Linked DNA regions of Homo sapiens: region 2 is linked to region 1. A link is an interaction called in ENCODE POLR2A ChIA-PET data of the cell type or tissue named here. Cell type or tissue: PC-9. All regions are shown on one strand. Each heading gives the region's core, and the rest is flanking DNA. Links, peaks and the distances in the headings are about the cores only.

The links. Peaks named below come from ENCODE experiments on the same cell type or tissue, not always from the same donor. Only the 100,000 strongest peaks of a DNase experiment are listed, where the experiment ranks them.
Region 2: POLR2A ChIA-PET joins it to region 1 with 14 read pairs; 2 of 35 experiments call an interaction of 5 or more read pairs at or near these places.

The regions. Positions count from the first base shown.
Region 1 is chr4:25,864,094-25,867,408 of GRCh38, reverse strand. All of the region lies in intron 1 of LOC102723733 (a long non-coding RNA gene), which reads right to left. It overlaps LOC124900688 (a long non-coding RNA gene), which reads left to right. Exons shown (of 3, transcript XR_007058092.1): 3 at 2,003-2,201. Among named protein-coding and RNA genes, the nearest start is that of SEL1L3, 2.8 kb to the right of the region's middle. In PC-9, for the core only: no CTCF peak of the experiment used is centred there; a DNase peak (open chromatin) is centred at 1,598; H3K27ac peaks cover 650 bases.
Region 2 is chr4:25,451,769-25,455,083 of GRCh38, reverse strand. All of the region lies in intron 3 of LOC105374536 (a long non-coding RNA gene), which reads right to left. Among named protein-coding and RNA genes, the nearest start is that of ANAPC4, 76 kb to the right of the region's middle. In PC-9, for the core only: no CTCF peak of the experiment used is centred there; no DNase peak of the experiment used is centred there.

The DNA.
Region 1 (3,315 bases), core at 349-2,848:
CTGCAGAATTACAGAGAAACCTGAGTGTGGAAATAACCATGTTCTAACAGGAAGAGACTGGGGAGACAACAATGAATAAAAAAAGAAAAGAAGGAAGGGAGGGAGGAAGAAAGATGGAGAGGAAAAAATGAAAAAGGAAGATGTTGGATTCAACTTTATTCAGTGAATATGTCAGAAATGTTCTATGTACAAGGCATGGGGGTACAGAGAAACGGTTAAGAAATAACCCCTGCTTTCGGGGGGCATATAGTCTACTGGAGGAGAACAGGCCAACTAACATACCCAATATAAGGCAGAGTTAGCCAGTGGCCACTTAGGATTACAGGCAATGCCTGCTGGGGGCACAGAGAACCGACCCATTGCGTTTCGACCTGAGGCCATGAGGGAAGATTCCCTAAAACTGGCAGCATTTGCCTCGGCCTCAAAGATTTATGTGGGAGGGTAAGTGGATGGAAGGAACACTCTCTACTCCTGCAGAATGCCTTCCTACCCACCTCCTGTAATCTGGAGGTCATTTGTCTCCGCAGGGGCAGATCTCTTTGCCCCAGACATCCTTAGTATATAGAAATGTGGTTACCAACTGCCGACATGGACAGGGCCACTCCAAAGGTAAGTTTTTACTGATCCACAGCAAAATGCAACATATAAAGACAAGACGGAAATAAAATATTCAGATTAAAGAACAGCTTGTTTTTTGTTTTTTTTTTTTTTAAGACAAGGTCTCACTCTGTCGCCCAGGCTGGAGTGCAGTGGTGTGATTAGACCTCAGTACAGCCTTGACCTCCTGAGCTCAAGCGATCCTCCCATCTCAGCTTCCTGAGTAGCTGGGACTGCAGGCACACACCACCACACCTGACTAATTTTTGTATTTTTAGTAGAGACAGGGTTTCACCATGTTGCCCAGCTGGTCACAAACTTCTGGGCTCAAGTGATCCACCCGTGTTGGCCTCCCAAAGTGCTGAGATTACAAGTATGAGCCATGGCACCCAAACCAGTCTTTTCTTAGGATGTTAGGCCCTTCCTAATTTTTTGATGGCAAAAGGCCTTGTCTTTTTAATGAAATGATACTGACAGAAGATAGTATATGCAGTTGGTTTATAAAAACTATTTTTGCTTGGTAAAGTAATAGTTGACCAAGTGCATTGGTCCCCGAGACGTGACTGATCTTAAACCATTTTGGGCCAGGCATGGTGGCTCACGCCTGTAATCCCAGCACTTTGGGACGCCTAGGTGGGTGGATCACGAGGTCAGGAGTTCAAGACCAACCTGGCCAACATGGTGAAACCCCCATCTCTACTAAAAATACAAAAATTAGCTGGGCATGGTGGCAGGTGCCTGTAATCCCAGCTACTCTAGAGGCTTGAGGCAGGAGAATAGCTTAAACCCAGGGGGTGGAGGTTGCAGTAAGCTGAGATCACGCCACTGCACTCCAGCCTGGGCAACACAGTGAGACTCCGTCTCAAAAAGAAAAAAAAAAGAAAAAAAATTTCAGAGTCTCAGAACATCTCACCTGGAATGCTATGATGTGCCACCTAGGCATGCAGATGCAGTCCTTTCTCCAGCCCCTCCCTCCAGGCCTCTGAAGTCTCCTCCTAGGGGCGGGCCATGATGAGCTCAGGACTCTGTGCCTTTGTCCTTTCCCGTGTTGAGGTGTGGAATTGGTCCCTTTCCAAGGGCATGTGATAAACTGACTCACACCAAGGCAGTAATAAGGGAGGCCAATCTCCCCCTGGGGCCTTCGACTTTTAGTGGAGTATTAAAACTTAATTTAAACTGATGAATTGTAATGGTGAGATTTCAAGCCCTTCCATGGGACAATGGGAAGATATATTTCTTTTTAAATAAAGGGCTTTCTTCTGAAATCAGACCACGCCCTTTCAATGACTGACACAAACTGCTGGAGAGACGCAAAAGTAAGAGCTGATTCTGTCTTCTGGATCAAAACGTCCCACTCCCCCGTGAAAAGAAATCTTGACTTTTTCTCTCCCCCTCTCCAACACAGGATGAAGCAGTTAATCCCACCACCTCTAGCTCAGGATGAGAGAGCAACTCACACATCCCTCTTAGAAGACCAAACTCTGGCCGGTTTTCTGCATGCCTGGTGCTCCTTGCAGAAACAGAGCCTTCCTGCCTACCTCTGGAATCCTGGGGCCTCAGGTGGTGCCCAGTCCACAGTAGGAACACAATAGGAGATGAGTGAGTAGGGGAGAAGTGAGCAGTTGGATATGGCAAGTTAGAAACAGTCCAGCCTCCAGTGGGGCACTCTGCTTACCTACACTTAGGTAAACCCAAATCCTCAAAGCTCACAAGGCCTTGAAAACTCCCAATTCCATGAATCCTGATTACAAACAACCCCGAGGAACCATTTAGCTCCCCGAAGACCAACAGAATCTGTGTACAATGTGGGAGGAGAGAAACTCCGGAGCGTGGCCCAGGAAGACAGGTGGCAACCCTAGAAATGCTGCAATGCCTGTTGAAGCCCCTTCCCCCTGAACTGGCCGACAATTTTCCTTCCATATACATTAAAAGCATAGTCTGTATTTTGACCTGATGGAAAAGATATAGACAGGATCTGGGACAAAGCCACCAAATCTTTTGTTCCCTTGGACACTCGATAGAATAAATGTTTTCCACGTCACACAGAAGAATGTTAAGTGCTTTGTTTCTGCAGAAGTGGAACAGAGATAGTGGGAGCATCTGTCAAAACCCCCAAAATGCTTTAATGTGGTGGCAGCTGGCTGGGAGGAGCAGGAGCCCAGTTCCCTAAAAGCCAATAGTTCTGGAAATGGAGGAGGGCTGTTTGAACCAGCGCGTTAACATCACCCAGGAGCTTGTTAGAAAGGTACATTCTCAAGTCCCTCCCAGGACCAACTGAGTCAGAAATTCTAGGGCTGAAGTCCAGGAATCTGTGTTTTAACAATCCCTCCAGGTAATTCTGAAGTTTGAGAACCGGTGGAATAAGGCCAGGGAACTCACACAAGGCCACAGCTCTTAGGTGACCTAAAAAAAAGTGGACGACAGCTGAGGAGCCACCATGCCTGGTGTGGCCAGGCCTGTACTGAAGCAGCTGAGGGCGCGTCCACGCCCGTCAAACCATCCCGGGCACCCCGTCTCACCACCAGCCTCTCCCCGACGTCTGTTGTGACTTGACCTATGCTCGTGGCACAGGGAAAGGGCTGTGGCCTCTCAGGCTCCCAGGCTATTATTAGTTCCAATCCGCACAAATCTACCAGTGCTAAAGGGAAGCTTCTGCGAACTTTGGAAGGTGGATTAACTGTTTCAGAGCAGCAGCTGCGGGCCCAGATAGTTGTCGGA
Region 2 (3,315 bases), core at 552-3,051, 410 kb after region 1:
GAGAGCAGGCTAGGTATTTCCATCTGAGAAAATACACAAATGTCAAGAAAGAACCAAGCACTGACAGCAGCAAACACAATGAGAGTGACTATTTACATAGTTCCATCAGGCATTAAGATGGTATTAATTTTCCATCTACTTCTGGGTTTTAAATGCCTAACCCCTGTCCTCTGTCTCCACCTTATATAGCCGGAGATTTTCACTGTGTCTAAATCTTATTTGCATCTGCCACCCTTTATTTCAAATCACTGAGACCTGGGGCCACTCACATCCTCATAGCTTTGCTCTGTGTGCCACAAGCATGATGCAGCCTTTCCCTAGCCAAGCCCTGGCAAAGAAGCAGCACACAAGCACCCCAAGAGAAAATAAATTCTCTCCAGGCTGCAGGATAGGTGCCAGATTCCTAAGTTTATCAGCAAAGCCCAGGTGTCCTCTTTGCTGCCTGGCCAGTTGACAAAAGCAAAGAAGAGTGTTAGCCATGGTTCACAATCATCCAAGAGGCTTTGGAAAGAAGAACTGGTACTGCAGTTGTCTGATTGTCTACACCTAACACGTAGATAAGGTTCTGCTGTCACTGCTCTTCAGAGGAAGGAGAATCAAGTGATCCAAGCCACTTGGCGTACTCAGAGGAATCAGGAAAAGCAAGAATAGAGAAGTCCATTCTTCTCACTGCAAGAACCCCCAGGTTCTGGGGTAGGTGGATTGAGTTCAAATCCTGACTCTACCATCTGTGTGATTTTGAGCAATGATGTAATTCCTCTGAGCATCAGTGCTCCAGCCTGTAAAATGCACATGTTAACTGCACTCACCTACTCACTGCTCAGGGTGGTTGTAGTGATTCCATTGTTAATGCAAACTAAGCTTCAGACACCAAAAGGGAGATATTCAATCACTGTCAGTCTCCCTCCTTTTCCTGGTAGTTTGTATTTATGATGACTCTAAACATCACTGATGGAATTTGAGTGCAACCACGCTAGAAATAGGTTTCACATAAACTGAGGCACCTCCTTCGTACATAGGAAACAGGAAATGATGGCATAGGAGATGAAAGAAATAGCTCTCCAGGCCTTTCAGGGGTCCTCTAGCAGGCAAACAAGGCCCTTGAAGATCTGCCTCAGTTTCCTCTTTTTTTAAAATTTTTTTTTTTTTTTATCAGGCAGCCTTCAGAATCACAGCAGATTCAGAGAGACTCCAGCTTCCTCTCAATACACTTTGGCATCCCTTGCACTTAGTGACTGGGTTCTCCTGAAGGCCAGTGCCCTTTCAGACCTCTAAGCCTTTGCATATGCTATTCCCTCTACCTAGAAAGCCCTTCCTTCTCTTCTTCACCTGGACATCCCCAACTCATTCCTGAGAACTAAGCTCAAGGGGCTGTCTCGCCTCCAGGCATCCTTCCTGGCCCCAGCAAAGCTGGGCTGGGTGTTCCTCCTCTGTGCTTTCTACTGTCCCAGTGCCCCGTGGAAACAGGATCATTACATGGCTCCTTGCTGCTCCATCGCTCCACCAGACCAGGAGCCCTGGAGTCAAAAACTGGGCTTCATTTACATATTAGCATTTCCAGTGTCTGGCACATAGAAGCCACCCAATCCATGTTTGGTTCAGTCATTCGACAAGTATTTACTGAGCAGCTGCTAGTAAAGCCTGACACACGGATATCATGGCAAACAAAAAGTCAAAATCCCTGCCATCATGAAGCTATGTCTAGGGGACAGATGATAAAAATGGAATCGAATAAGTATATTACAAGTCGAGTGCCAAGAATAAAAACTATCTTTGGCTAGAGTCACAGAAAATAATAATAACAATAATAATAATAAATAAAAAATAAAGCAGGCAAACAGGGATAGGAAATGTCTTGGGGAGAGGGGACAGCTATTTTATGCAGGATGGTGACAAAAGGCGGGAAGACAGGTGGGCATTTGCACGCAGCCTGGAAGAGGTGGGAATGGACGTGTGGACATTTGAGGGATGCACACTTCCCAGATTCACATTCCAGCTCTGTCACTTATTATCAGTGTTTTTATTTATTTATTTATTTATTTATTTATTTATTTATTTATTTATTTTTGGAGACAGAGTCTCGCTTTGTTGTCCAAGCTGGAGTGCAGTGGCACGATCTCAGTTCACTGCAACCTCCACCTCCCAGGTTCAAGCAATTCTTCTCCCTCAGCCTCCCAAGTAGCTGGGACTGCAGGCGCCCACCACCACTTCCAGCTAATGTTTGCATTTTTAGTAGAGATGGGGTTTCACCATGTTGGCCATGCTGGAACTCCTGACCTCAAGTGATCCGCCTGCCTCGGCCTCCCAAAGTGCTGGGATTACAGGTGTGAGCCACCGTGCCCGGCCCTGTGTGATTTTTAAGGACATCTCCTAACCTCTTTATGCCTCAGTTTCCTCATCTGTTAAATGGGAATAGTAATAGTACCTACTTCATAGAATTGTTGAGAGGTTTGAAATTGTGGTAAAATTTTTGAAATTGTGGTAAAATACACAAAATTTACCCTCATGACCATTTTTAAGTGTACAGTTCAATGGCATTAAGTACACTAAATTGTGCAACCATATCCATCTCCAGAATTCTTTTCATCTTGAAAAACTGAAACTCCATTAAACACTAACTCCTCAATCCCACCCCATCCCCGAGACCCTGGCAACAGCCATTCTACTTTCTGTCTCTGTGAGTTTCACTACTCTAAGTACCTCGCATAAGCAGGATCATATAATATTTGTCCTTTTGTGACTGGCTTATTTCACTTAGCATAATGTCTTCAAGGCTCGCTCATGTTGTGGCACGTTTCAGAATTTCCTTCCTTCTAAAGCTGAATAATAGTCCACTGCAGGTAGATACGGTATATTGTTTATCCACTGATCTGTCGTGGACATTTGGGTTGTTTCCCACCTTTGGGTTATTGTGAATAATGTTGCTATGAACATGGTGTACAGATATCTCTATCTTTCATTCTTTTGGGTATATACCCAGAAACGGACTTCCTTGGTCATATGGTAGTTCCATGTTTAATTTTTTGAGGAACCAATTACTATTCTCCACATTAGAGGCACCAACTTACATTTCACCAACAAGGCACAAGGGTTCCTATTTCTCCACATCCTTGACAATTGTTATTTTCTTTCTCTTCTTCTGTCCTCCTTTCTTCCTTTATTCCCTTCTTTCTCTTTCTCTCTCTCTTTCTTCCTTCCTTTGTTCTTTTTTTCTCTTTCTTCTCTTCCTTTTTTCTCTTTCTTTCTGTCCTTTTCTCTGTCTTCCTTTCTTCCTCTTTTCCTTGCTTCTTTCTTTTCCTCTCTCTTCCCTTTTCC